Linked DNA regions of Homo sapiens: region 2 is linked to region 1. The links are chromatin contacts, found by Hi-C or POLR2A ChIA-PET in ENCODE. All regions are on one chromosome and are shown on one strand. Each heading gives the region's core, a stretch centred on a gene start or an enhancer-like site at or near the end of the contact. The rest is flanking DNA. Distances are from core to core; before and after follow the strand shown. Region 1 has its middle 21 kb from the start of FRYL. Region 2 overlaps FRYL (FRY like transcription coactivator).

What was found. A loop is a pair of places that touch in the nucleus more often than their neighbours do. ChIA-PET counts read pairs that join two places held with the same protein, here RNA polymerase II (POLR2A). Pooled maps may share reads with other maps.
Region 2: a loop to region 1 is called in a map of ovary, with 17 times the contacts of the local background. The contact joins two enhancer-like sites. A Hi-C loop is called at or near these places in 2 of 168 maps with a recorded cell type or tissue (astrocyte of the cerebellum and ovary) and 4 of 50 pooled maps. POLR2A ChIA-PET finds 5 or more read pairs at or near these places in 2 of 52 experiments (GM10248 and activated T-cell).

Annotation. Positions count from the first base shown.
Region 1 is chr4:48,798,289-48,804,993 of GRCh38, reverse strand. No RefSeq gene overlaps it. Among named protein-coding and RNA genes, the nearest start is that of FRYL, 21 kb to the right of the region's middle. Within about 2 kb of position 3,098, at least 2 of the 41 ENCODE cell types and tissues checked have a DNase peak (open chromatin) inside an H3K27ac peak, as active enhancers do.
Region 2 is chr4:48,722,219-48,728,923 of GRCh38, reverse strand. All of the region lies in intron 1 of FRYL (FRY like transcription coactivator), which reads left to right. Among named protein-coding and RNA genes, the nearest start is that of FRYL, 55 kb to the left of the region's middle. Within about 2 kb of position 2,548, at least 4 of the 41 ENCODE cell types and tissues checked have a DNase peak (open chromatin) inside an H3K27ac peak, as active enhancers do.

The DNA.
Region 1 (6,705 bases), core at 1,849-4,348:
ACTATAATCCAATTGCCAAAAACAACTAGCTCACATCATAAGCAGATCGTTATGTACCATAGCAAATGCTTGTTGTTGCAGCTTCCCAGACAGCTCTCTTCCTTCTTTTGGTAGCAATGCCTTGATTTTCTTTTAGATAACAAAGCATTCCTCACTTTCAGTTAGTGTGGTGATGTTGAGGCTGATTCCACCACTTAGTTCTAGCTATGGGCTCACGACTCAAGCTAGGCTCTCGTCCACGCTGAGATTTGAGCTGAAAGTATTGGCAAAAGGCGTACTGCTTCCACTGGGATTGCTCAACTGTTGGTGCCTGCCTGGGAAGGAAGTCACTACAGAGGAAAGCAGAGACCAGAATGGAAGAGAGAGGTTTCTTGACGCTATCTTTAGAATAGTTGGATCCCGCTGCACATGGGGTACAGATATACCTCTGGACTTTGCAGAAAAGGAATCCTTTTTTAATCTAGTGTAGTTTGAACTGACATCTAATTTTTGCTATAAAGAGTCCTGATTAATACATGGACCAACATGAAAAGGTGTCTATGAAATACAGCAAAGCCAAAAAGGCAAGATGCAAGACACATACAGATGAATTCATTTTTTTTGTCAAAAAAGAAAATAAAAATTGTACCTAGTATGCACCCAAAAAAATTAAGGTAAAAACATTTTTTAATTAAATAAAATAAAAATAATAATCCTGGAAGAATATATACTAAACTGTTATGCGTGTTCAACTCAAAAATAGAGAGAGAGAGAAAGAGGATGGAGTTTCTCTTTGGAGAATGGCATACAGGGGATTTTTGCTTTCTATATATTTTCTTATTTAAACTTTTTTTATATTGAACATATATATATGATTATCACTTTAAAAGTGAATATGACAGTGAAAAAATGGAAATAAGTATCTCATAACAGGGGAGTAATTAAATAAATAATGACATCCATGCAACGAAGACTATTAAAATTCATGTTTTAAATGAGTATGTAATAGCATAGTAAAATGATCACTATTTATGGTAAATGAAAAAGTGGTGCACAAGTGGCACAATGGAATTACAGCATTGTAGATAGAATAAAGGTAAAAGAACCAAGTGCTTAACAGTAAGGACTCTAGCATCAGGTGGCCAGGACTCAATTCCTAACCTGATCACCTGACCTATATGACTTTCAGAAAGTTCATGTCTCTGAACTGATTTTTTTTCTTCTGTGAAAAGTAGAACATGGTAATAGCACCTAGGTCACAAGGTTGTTTTGAAGAATAAGTTAGATAATTCATTTAAGGTGCCTGGAAAAAATATGAAAAAAAATACACCAAAATTTTAATAGTTGGGTTTTTTTGGGGAGTGGTGGGGTGGCAGATGGTGAAGTTACGAATATATTTTATTTTCTCCTATAAGCTTTCTATATTTTTTAAATGATAATGAAAAAATGAAATTAGTATGTCTGGTTTCCTGTAAAATACAATAACGATTGAGAGAAAAAAATGTTAGCAATAATATCAGTATCTCAGACAGCTTTAGCACAACTTCCCATTTAGATGGTAGGTCTGTAACAGCACTACTAGATTTACACCCAGATAAAAATGTGTGGGGGCAGGTGGGGTGGCTCCTGCCTCTAATTCCAGGACTTTGGGAGGCCGAGGCAAGAGGACTACTTGAAGCCAGGAGTGGGAGACCAGCCTGGACAACATAGTGAGACTCCCACCTGTATAAAATAAAAAATAAAAAATTAGCCAGGCATGGTGGTGCACACCTGCAGTCCTAGCTCCTCTAGGGGCTGAGGCAGGAGGATCGCTTGAGCCCATGGATTTGAGGCTGCAGGGAGCTATTACAGCATTACTGCACTCCAGCCTTTGAGTGAGACTTTGTCTCTAAAAAATAAAAATGTATGAGAAGGGAAATCCTGGGAAAGTTCACAATCAAAAGAAAACACTTGAAGGAAGTAATAATAATCTCTTGTATTCGTACAGTGCTTTTTACTTTACAAATGCCATTGAATTGTCCAAAAAGCCCATACAGATATTGTTATTTCCTCTTTACCAACAAGAAGCTGATGCTCAAAGAGATTAAATGACAAAAATCACACAATTTGCAAATAACCAGGGTGGGTCTTGAATTCAGGTTTTCTAGGTTAAAAAGAAAAAAAAAAAAGATGAAAAAACGAACACAGCATTAGTGTGTTTTGGAATCCGGAGAACCTTTTCCTAGGAGTTGCCCATGATCATAACATTAGATATTTTTTCCTGTGACTGACTTATTTATTTATTTATTTATTTGATACAAAGTTTCACTCTTGTCACCCAGGCTGGAGTGCAATGGCACAATCTTGGCTCCCTGCAACCTCTGCCTCCCAGGTTCAAGCAATTCTCCTGGCTCAGCCTCCCAAGTAGCTGGGATTACAGGCATCTGCCACCACGCCTGGCTAATTTTTGCATTTTTTTTTAGTAGAGATGGGGTCCCACCATGTTGGCCAGTCTGGTGTTGAACTCCTGACCTCAGGTGATCCGCCTGCCTCGGCCTCCCAAAGTGCTGGGATTACAGGCATGAGCCACCACACCCAGCCGTGTGACTCATTTTGAAAGGTCTTTTCATGCCTTAGGGAAATTCCACAATATTATTTTTATCCTTTAAAAGTACTTTGTTTTTGGTGTTGTTTAGTTTTTAATCAGGCAAAAATTTTTAGTGCATGATTTCTTGTGTAGTTCTTCAAAAATAATCAAATTTCGGGAGAATAGCTCCAGAGGTTTTTAGTGTGTGTAGATTTGCACCGGGATAGAGATGAGCAAGGAAGATAGCAGTAGAATAAGGAACTCCTCTTATTCGCCAAAACTGGAGAAAATATTTACAATCTAAACATTAATGACCATAAAGAAGTCAAGGCATTGAAAGGTAATCAGTCTACATACAGAGGGAAATGACATGTGGATTTGTAAAAATAGGCAGGAGCCTTAAATAAATCTGAGCCTTAAATAAATAAATAGTGTGTTTGTCCTAAAGGCAGTGCAAGAAGTCTGCCTCTCACACAAAGACCAACAGAGGCCATTAAAGGGAATTTTAGGAAGGGAGTGACATTGTCAGAATGGCAACAGAGGAAGTTGATTTTGGCAGCCGCTTTGGAAAAGGACTAGAGGAGGAAAAAAATCTGGAAAGGAGGCTTTTCTCAAGGGGAGTAATGACTATACAATGCACATAGGTGAAGTTATAAAGATGGAAAAGATTGAGCACAAAGAGCCATCTATTTCAAACTTTTATGGAACTGTTCTGGTTTTTAAATCCTTTTAATCAAATCTTGTCATCTATCTTTCCACTATACTTTGAATTTAGCTTTCATTAAGACTTACTCAAAATCATTATAATAATAGTGTATTTTAAAATTGTTTGGACCACCTGCACTGGTAAAATCAGCCATCTCCCTACTATCATACCACTTTCAGCAGGATAGAAGGGAAGGCCACACAGCTAGCAAGGCTGCCACCTGCCTCTCTCTCCTACTAAGTGCTAAGAAACCAGGTACAAAGCTGGGGCTATGTATTAACCGCATGTAGCATTCTAACAAGACTCGGATGTTTGATCAGTTTCCTAGTGCAGCCATCTGGGCATTCCAAACTCCAGTAATAAACATTAACACCTTGGACTTGAAATGTTAAAATAAAACTCCCATTGTTTCAAACATCATTCTGTGTCATTAATTTATGTTAAGAGTATTGGAGGGTGGGTAAAAGGCTGTTATACTTTTAATAGCTTTTAGCTTGTTGGGACATGAGTTTCAATTCTTTGAACTGTAGTCCAGCACAGTTCATTGTTGGGTAAACACTTAGCAGCCTGTAAGTTTTCACTCGGTTTGGTTTTGTTTTAAACTGTTGCTAATTTCATTTGCTTTGAGCTGCTTTGAATTTTTAAACTATGTCCAGATAAAAGGTGAATGTTAATAAGTGTTTTAACAGTTACATTAGGAATTAATATTGCAACTGCCAAAAAGAAAATAATATAATAACAATTATTTTTTTCTATTTTTTTCTTTTTTTAGAGGCGGGGTCTTGCTTTGTCACCCAGGCTAGAGTACAGTGGCGTGATCATGGCACACTGCAGCCTCAAAATCCTCGACTCAAGCAATCCTCCCACCTCAGCCTCTGGTGTAGGTGGGACTGCAAGCGTGTGCAACCATATCTGGCTAATTTTTTAATGTTTTTGTAGAGATGGGGTCTCTCCCTATGTTGCCTATGCTGATCTCAAACTCCTGGCCTCAAGTGATCCCCTCGCTTCAGCCTCCCAAAATGCTAGAATTAGGCCAGGCGCAGTGGCTCACACCTGTAATCCTAGCACTTTGGGAGGCCAAGGTGGGTGGATCACCTGAGGTCAGGAGTTTGGCCTTCCCAATATGGTGAAACCCCGTCTCTACTAAAAGTACAAAAAATTAGCCTGGCTTGGTGGTGAGCACCTGTAATCCCAGCTACTCAGGAGGCTGAGGCAGGAGAATCACTTGAAGCTGGGAGGCAGAGGTTGCAGTGAGCTGAGATTGTGCCACTGCACTCCAGCCTGGGTGACTGAGCAAGACTCCATCTCAAAAAACAAACAAACAAAAAAAAAAAAGATTGGATAAAGAAAACGTGGTACATATACACCATGGAATACTACTCAGCCAGATAAAAGATTGAATTCACACCTTTTGCAGCAACATAGGTGGAACTGGAGGCCATTATCTTAAGTGAAATAACTTAGAAAGTCAAATACCACATGTTCTCACTTGTAAGTGAGAGCTAAATAATGTGTTCACGTGGACATAGAGAGTGAAATAATAGACAATGGAGACTCAGAAGGGTGAAAGAGTGGGAGGGAGTGGGGAATGAAAATTAAGTAATGTGTACAGTGTACACTATTAGGGTGATGGTTGCACTAAAAGCCCAGACTTCACTATGCAATATATACATATAGCAAAACTACACTTGTACCCCTTTAATCTATATAAAAATAAAAATAAAGCATGCTTGCATTTGTCTTTTATAGCTGTAAACCCATGTAATATGAATCAAAGAAGAAAGAAACATGTTGTTTTTGTTGTTTGTGTGTGTGTGTGTGTGTTTTTTTTTTTTTTTTTTTTTTTTTTTGAGACAGAGTCTCACTCTGTCACCAGGCTGGAGTGCAATGGCATGATCTCGGCTGACTGCAACCTCCGCCTCACAGATTCAAGCGATTCTCCTGCCTCGGCCTCCTGAGTAGCTGGGACTACAAGTGTGCACCACCATGCCCAGCTAATTTTTGTATTTTTAGTAGAGACGGGGTTTACCATGTTTACCAGGTAGGTCTGGCTCTCTTGACCTCATGATTCGCCCGCCTCGGCCTCCCAAACTGCTGGGATTACAGGCGTGAGCCACCGCACCCGGCCACATGTTGTAATTTTTTAAGAAAGGAAGACTGATACCCATCTTCCCTTAGGTGACCACCAGAATTAATCCCATTATGCCAAATGTCGTAAACTTCAGGGCAAACAGAAGTCCAAACCAGCTGCTTCATTCATTATCATTCAGACAGTTTAGTATTGTCATGGATCTGAGCCAATTTCCCACTCCTCCCCAACCAAACAAATTCTTCCACTGTGTGCTTTGGAATTCATGGTTCCTCTTTCTCTAACTGAAGTTTGACTCACCTTTGAAGAAACTACATTCTCAGCTCTCTCAGTGGTCACTGTGTTTTCTCCTACATCCCATTTTCATAGGACCTAGAGGTGATATCCTTGTTTCTTGTCGTGCTTTTGGGTATTTTTATGATTCCTCCTCCCTAAAAATAGAACAAAAGGCAACAAGATAAACAAAACCCCTTAACTTTTTTGAAGCACATGTCAACAGACCACTATTCTTCTTTATTGAGTCATCTACCAGTCACTTACTAACTCTTGCTTATTCAACAGAGATTTTAGCATCTAGTTTTCTCTCTCTCTGTCCATCACTATCCCATGTTCCTATGATAGGTGACTTTGGCATCCATAAAAAAATAATCCTTGTAAACACCCTACCCTCTCAGTTCCTTAATCTTCTCTCTCCTTCCTTCCTTCCTCCCTTCCCTTCCTTCCTTCTCTTTCTCTTTTTTCTTTCTCCCTTTTTCTCTCTCCCCTCTCTCTCTCCTCTCTTTCTTTCTTTCACGGGGTGTTGCTCTGTCACCCAGGCTGGAGTACAGTGGTATGATCACAGCTCACTGCAGCCTTGACCTCCTAGGCTCAAGTGATCCTCTTACCTCAGCCCCCTGAGTAGCTGGGGCCACAGGTATACACCACCACACCCAGCTAATTTTTTCTATTTTTTGTAGAGACAGAGTCTCACTTTGTTGCCCAGGCTGGTCTCAAACTCCTGAGCTCAAGCAATCCTCCCGCCTCAGCATCCCAAAGTGCTGGGATTACAGGTGTGAGCCACCACGTGTGGACTTCTCATTTCCAATATTAGTTTCCTCCACTCCATTTCAACAAAACACCATCATGGTCATATACCTTGATAAATGAGAATTTATTATTACCATATCACTGTATCACCCCCAAAATATTGTTTATTTATTTATTTTTCTTTTTTATTGTTCATGACCTAATGGGCAAGAACAAAAAGCTTGACTTCTAGAATCCTATACTCTAATGATCAATAATGTGTTCACGTGGACATAGAGAGTGAAATAATAGACAATGGAGACTCAGAAGGGTGAAAGAGTGGGAGGGAATGGGGGATGA
Region 2 (6,705 bases), core at 1,299-3,798, 76 kb after region 1:
GGTGACGACCTGCCCTGCTTCGGCTTGCCCTCCGTGGGCTGCACCCACTGTCCAACCAGTCCCAGTGAGATGTACCAGGTACCTCAGTTGGAAATGCAGAAATCACCATCTTCTGCGTTGATCTTGCTGGGAGCTGCAGACCAGAGCTGTTACTATTCGTCCATCTTGGAAGCAACCCTCTCTTCTTACTTTCATGGTTTCTGGGGAGAAATTCTGGGGATGTAAATCTTATCTTTGTTCTTCTATAGGTATGGTGTTTTTATCTTCTGGCTTCTTTCAGGATTTTGTCTTTATCTTAGATTTTCTGTAGTTGCGTATGATTTGGCATGTCTAAGTGTAGGTTTTTTGTTTGCTTTTTTTGTTTTTTCAGCATCTCTCCTGCTTGGTGTTCTCTTAACTTCCTGGGTATCTGGTTTGATATCTGACATTAATTTGGGGGAAATTCTCAGTCATTATTATTTTAAGTATTTCTTCTGTTCCTCTCCTTTCCTTCTGGTACTCCCATTTCACACATGTTACACTCTTTGTAATTGTCCCACAGTTCTTGAGTTTTGTGTTTCGTCCTCTGTTTTTTTTTCCCCCACTCTTTTTACTCTTTGCTTTCCAGTTTTTGAGGTTATTATTGAGATATCTTCAATCTCAGATATATATATTTTTTGCTATGTCATCTGCTTTATTGATTAGAGCTCTTAGCATGTTAATCAGAGTTGTTTTCAGTTCCTGATCTGATAATTCCAATGTCTTGCCATATCTAAGTCTTGTTCCGATGCTTGCTCTGTCTTTTCAAACTACATTATTTGCCTTTTAGTATGCCTTGTGATCTTTTCTTTGTAGCTGGACATGATGTACTGTGTAAAAGGAGCTGTTTAATATAGGGTTTTATAATGTGGTGGCAAGGTGTGGAGGAAGGGGAGGTCTTCTATAGTCCTCTGATTAGATCTCAGTCTTTTAGTGAGTCTGTGCCTCTGGATTATCAGCTTCACAAGTGCTTCTCAGTACTCCCTTAGGTGGGACAGTATAGTTAAGAGTAGGCTAGAGTTGGGTATTTCCTGTCTGCCACATGGAAGGCTAGAACTGCCTAGAGTTAGGTATTTCTTTTCCTCCACATGGAAGGCTAAGGCTGACTGGGATTAGGTATTAACCTACCCCCAAGTTAGTTAGGGGTAGTTAGCAAGTTAGTCTCTGGCTAAATAGTTTCTCCTGAGGGCAAGCCTTGTTAAAAACAGAATGTTGTGGTGCATTTCAAAATGGTTGTTTTTCCTCTCTTTTGGAAGTAGGGGGGATTTTTCTGATATTCACTGTGAGAACTTAGGTCAAGCTCCTGGAGGTAAAAGTCAGAAAAAGTGCGATAGGCCCCTTCTGACTGGGTTCCCTGGAGTTTTTGACTCTCAGACTTTCTTACACTGATCCTCCAACAATTTGTCAATTACAGGTCAGGTTTTTCTTCCCTTGCACTGGTTCCCTCAACCTTCTGCTCATGGGTTTCTACTATGGTAAGTTGTGATTCTCTGTATCCTTCTGTATGTCCCTCCAATTTGGGGGGCAGTGGGGCAGTGGTTTGCCTTATGACCTCATTTCTTTTAAGGAGCTAAGATTAGTTGTTGTTGTTGTTTTTTCAATTTGTTCGCTTTTTACTTATTTTGGAGTGATGACTTCCAAGCTTCTTTCAGGTCAGATCAGAAACCAGACGTCTCTTCTTCCCATTTTTTTTTAAGTTGCTATACAGTATTCCTTTCTGGAGGCAAACAGTATTATAAGTTTTAGTGCATCCTTGCAGAGGTAGCCTGCTATTTAAAAATCTTTAAAAATTGAGATGAGATTACTGATTCCAAAGGCACATTCCATTAAAAAAACCTTTATTTCTGTAGTTATAATCCATTTCTCACTATTGATGTCATAGTTGTATGTTTTTCTGTCCATCTCTTAAACTACCTGCCCCTGTCAGATTTTCTTGATTTGCTGAATTTTGATAATTTTATTGGAATTTTCAAATAACTAATATACTAGTCAAGGTAGGTTAGCTTATGCTGCAATAAGAAAAGAATCCTCCAATTATCAGTCGCTTAAAACACAAAGATTATTATTTCTCACTCATATCAAGTTTGTACCTTTCAGGGAAAGTTGTCTTTCCTGTAAAGGCACTATGAGTCATCAATTACTGAGACAGCAGAAGAGAGAGGTTCAGAGCCCAACAATTAAATGCATCTGTGGAAGTTTTTTGTTTGTTTGTTTGTTTGTTTTGGAGATGGAGTCTCGCTCTGTCGCCCAGACTGGAGTGCTGTGGCATGATCTCGGCTCACTGCAACCTCTGCTTCCCGGGTTCAAGCAATTCTCATGCCTCAGCCTCACTAGTAGCTGGGATTACAGGCATACGCCACCATGCCTGGCTAATTTTTGTATTTTTAGTAGAGACAGGGTTTCACCATGTTGGCCAGGCTGGTCTCAAATTCCTGATCTCAAGTGATCCACCCACCTCGGCCTCCCAAAGTGCTGGGATTACAGGCATGAGCCACTGCACCCGCCCGCATCTGTGGAAATTTATAGGTCACTTCTCCTCACATTTCATTGACCAACAGAAGTCACATGACTGTGTCTAACTTCAACAGGGAAAAGGAAAGTAAAATTCTTCATTATGCCCAGAAGGAGAAGGGAAAATGGATAATGTTGTTAATGGCCTCTGTATCTTTATTTTTCTGATTACTTGCTTCGTGTTTTCTTGAAAGTGTCTTGTCATCTCTAACCCTGATTGCAGGTGCTGGTTTGGTAAGCCTGACCACCTCACCACCTACCCCCACAAAAAGAACTTATATCTTAGAAAAGCAAGTAGTTTTGCCTTTCACATCTTTGTTAAGAATTTCAAGGTCATTATCTCTGAAATTCTGAGAATTTCACCAGTCCTCTGTATTTGCCAATTCGTGTCATAAGATTGGTGATTTTTTTTCCTATATAGTAGTTTCCCCTTATCCTCAGTAGATGTGTTCCAAGACCCCAGTGGAAGCCTGAAACCTCAGATAGTGCCAAATCCTATGTATACTATGTTTTTTTCCCATACATACATACCTCTGATAAAGTTTAATTCCTAAATAAGGCGCAGTAAGAGATTAACAACAATAGTTAATAAGATAGAACAATTATAACAATATGCCAGCATCACTACTCTTGTGCTTTGGGACCATTGTTAAGTAAAATAAAGATTACTTGAACACAAGCACTGTGATACTGCGAGAGTGGATCTGATAACTGAGACTGCTCCTAAGTGACTAGCGGGTGGGTAGCATAGACAGTGTGGATGTGGACACACTGGACAAAGGGATAATTCATGTCCCGGGTGGGCAGGATGGAGCAGGACAGCGTGACATTTCATCACGCTACTGAGAATGATGTGCTATTTAAAACTTATGAATTGTTTATTTCTGAAATTTTCCATTTAATATTGTCGACTGAGGTTAACTGAAACCTTGAAAAATGAAACCTGGATAAGGGGATACGGTTGTACACTTTATTTAGTGTTGATAAATAGCACAGGCTGTATCAGAGCTTGACACGAGATTGTATTCTCTCTTTCTCTCAGAGGATAGACAGAGTCTGTTGAAGATTGCAGTTGGTATTTAGTGCAGAGAATTTGATGGAGGGGAGCAATTAAGTGTGGGCCATTTTCTTCTGGGCCTCACCTTAGTGGAGTAGACTGGCAGGCAGGCTCTTGGAGTGGATGGAGCACAGCAGATATGGCCGATGTAAGGGCAGATTGATTCTCTTTTGTCTCATGTCAAAATACCTTTGTGAAAATTCAGAAGTTTCAGATGAAGGGTGAGACCCCTTTCTAATTTCTGATGATGCTTGAATTTTCTCTTTTATATTGATTTAATCATCTTGAGGGATAATGGAACAGGGAGCTAAGTCAAATGTGTATTCTTAGGTTATCATCTGAATATTGCTTCTCCTTTTAAGCTTGTTTGGATAAAGTTTGATTCCAGTATTTAACAGGAATAAAAACAGTTTCAAATTTGTTATTTTTTGGAGACATTAGGTTCCATCTCAACATGGATGTAAAATAAGATATTCAAATATATTGGATTTATGTGCTGAAGGCAACAAGTTTCCCTCCCTTTCTCTATTATTCTACCCTACTCTAAAGTCCTCTAAAGGCAGCACGATGGAAATTTATGAAGTTGTTAATACGCATTTTATTGAATAAACTGTTTGAAAGTATGCATATTGGTGTTTTTCTTTGATTCTTGTCATTTATTATCAGGGGCACCGTTTGTTTAATCAACAAATGTTTATTGAGTTCCTGTGACCCAGGAGATGATGTTGGGGATTGTAAATATCCACAAGACAGCCCCCCCGCACCCAACTCCTGGAGCTTGCTTTTTAGTCGGGTAGACAAACAGTAAACAAATATTGGATGATAAACTCTATGATGAGAAATTAAGTTTGCTTAGAGAGTGATGGTGTCCGTTATTTTAGATAGGGTATGTGGGAAGTCCTCTTTGGAGGGTAGTATTTGCAATGATCTGAACAAAGGGAGGGAGCAAGCCATGCCCAGGGGAAAAGCTTTCCAGGCAGAGGGGTTAGCAAGCACACAGGCCCAACATGGAAATAGACTTGAGTTTGAGGGATAGCAGGAAAACTAGTGTGGCTGGAATAGGGGAAAGGAAAAGTCAGAGATGTTTGGCCATGGACTTTTTCCCCTGTCTTTTATGTAAAACTAGTGGAGGACTTTGAGTATTGGTGGAGTGAATACATTTATATTCCATTTATTTTTAAATTTTAATTTTAATTTCAATTTATTTTTTGAGATGGGGTCTTGCTCTGTCTCCCAGGCTGGATTACAGTGGCAGGATCATGGCTTACTAACGTCTGGACCTCCTGGGCTCAAGCAGCCCTCCTGTCTCAACCTCCCAAGTAGCTGGGATTACAGGTGTGTGCCACCACACCCACCTAATTTTTTTTGTTATTATTATTATTATTATTATTATTATTTTATTTATTTTTTTTTTTGTAGAGTTGGGGTCTTACTATATTGCCTGGGCTGGTCTCAAACTCCTGGGTTCAAACAGTCCTCCTGTCTTGGCCTCCCAAAGTATTGTGATTACAGGTGTGAGCTACCATGCCTGGCTATATTTTTAAAAGATCATTCTGGTTACTATGTGGAGAAATGAGAAATGAGGAGATGCAGGAGTATCATCAGCTAAGAGTCTCCTTGAATTGTTTGGGCAGAGATAATGGTGATTCTGTCTAGAGTAGCAGCAGTGGATTTGGAGATAAATGGTCTGAGTTAGGATATACAGTATTTTGAAAATAGGGTTGACAGAACTTGTTGTTGGATTAGATGTGGGGATGTGAAGGAAAGAAAGGAAATACATGTGACTGCTAGGTTTTTGGCATTAGCAACTAAAATAAGGATGGTATTATTTAGTAAGGAGTTTAGTAAGGAGCAAGACTGGGAGCAGGCAAAGATTTTGGTATATTAAGAGTTAAGGCTGGGAACAGTGGCTCATGGCTGTAATCCCAGCACTCTGGGAGGCTGAGCTGGGTGGATTGCTTGAGGCCAGGCATTCGAGACCAGCCTGGGCAACATGGTGAGACTCTGTCTCTACTAAAAATACAAAAATTAGCCAGGCATGGTGCCATATGCCTTTAGTTGCAGCTACTCAGGAGGCTAAGGTGGGAGGATCGCTTGAGCCCAGGAGGTCGAGGCTGCAGTGAGCTGTGATCACACCACTGCACTCCAGCCTGGGTGACAAAGCAAGATCCTGTCTCAAAAACAAAACAAAACAAACAAAAAAAAACCTGTTAGGTTTGAGGTCCTTTAGACAAAACAAAACAAACAAAAAAAAACCTGTTAGGTTTGAGGTCCTTTAGATGTCCAGGAGGATAGTTGAATTTGCTGATGGCATGATCCCTTAGGAGGAGAGAAAAAAAGATGTGAGATTTTTGTCACCGTGAAACTGATATTCTCAGTTTAAAAAGGTAATATTAAGAGAGAATTGGTGTAAGCTGGAAGTATTTCCTACTCCACTGTCCTCAGTGAGCCATTATAATTTTCTTTTATTTTTCTCCTTTTGGCTTGCTTAGTCTTATTGTGTATCATGATGATTTTTATCTTTCACATTTCTGGTAAATGGTGATTATTAGGAAGTTGAACCAATTGTGTATAAAAAATGTAAAAGACATTTAACAAGGAATGTGCTTCCCAAGGCCCATTGTTTACCACAAAAAGGAAACCACTGACTTTTTGTTACATCAGTGAAGATAACATTATTTTGTGAACACAGTACTCCTTTTATTACTAACGTTTTTTGTACTGTGATCAGAAGAAATTATGAAAACAATAAGTTAATGGGAAATGTAGACATGTTACAAGTGAGGATTTATTCAGTGAAAGCCCTTAGAAATCCTGATTTCTCATCATAACATTTCAGATTTCTCTAATTGTAGAGGTAGTTGCTATTAATATAAATTATGGAAAAATATAGCTTGAGAAAGTCAGTAGTGTGTATTCAGTCATTAATTTCTTGGGTTTTAATAAAACGTTTTAACAAATGTTAACAGAAAATGTAGCAATGCATGGTAGTAGGAATATTCACTTTTATTCTGAAGCAGAGGAAGGAAATCTGTATTTTGGTAAATATAGTTACTATTCTAGTGAGCATATATTTATGGTGTAAGTAGACTATCACAACTTAGTATCTGCTTCCCATT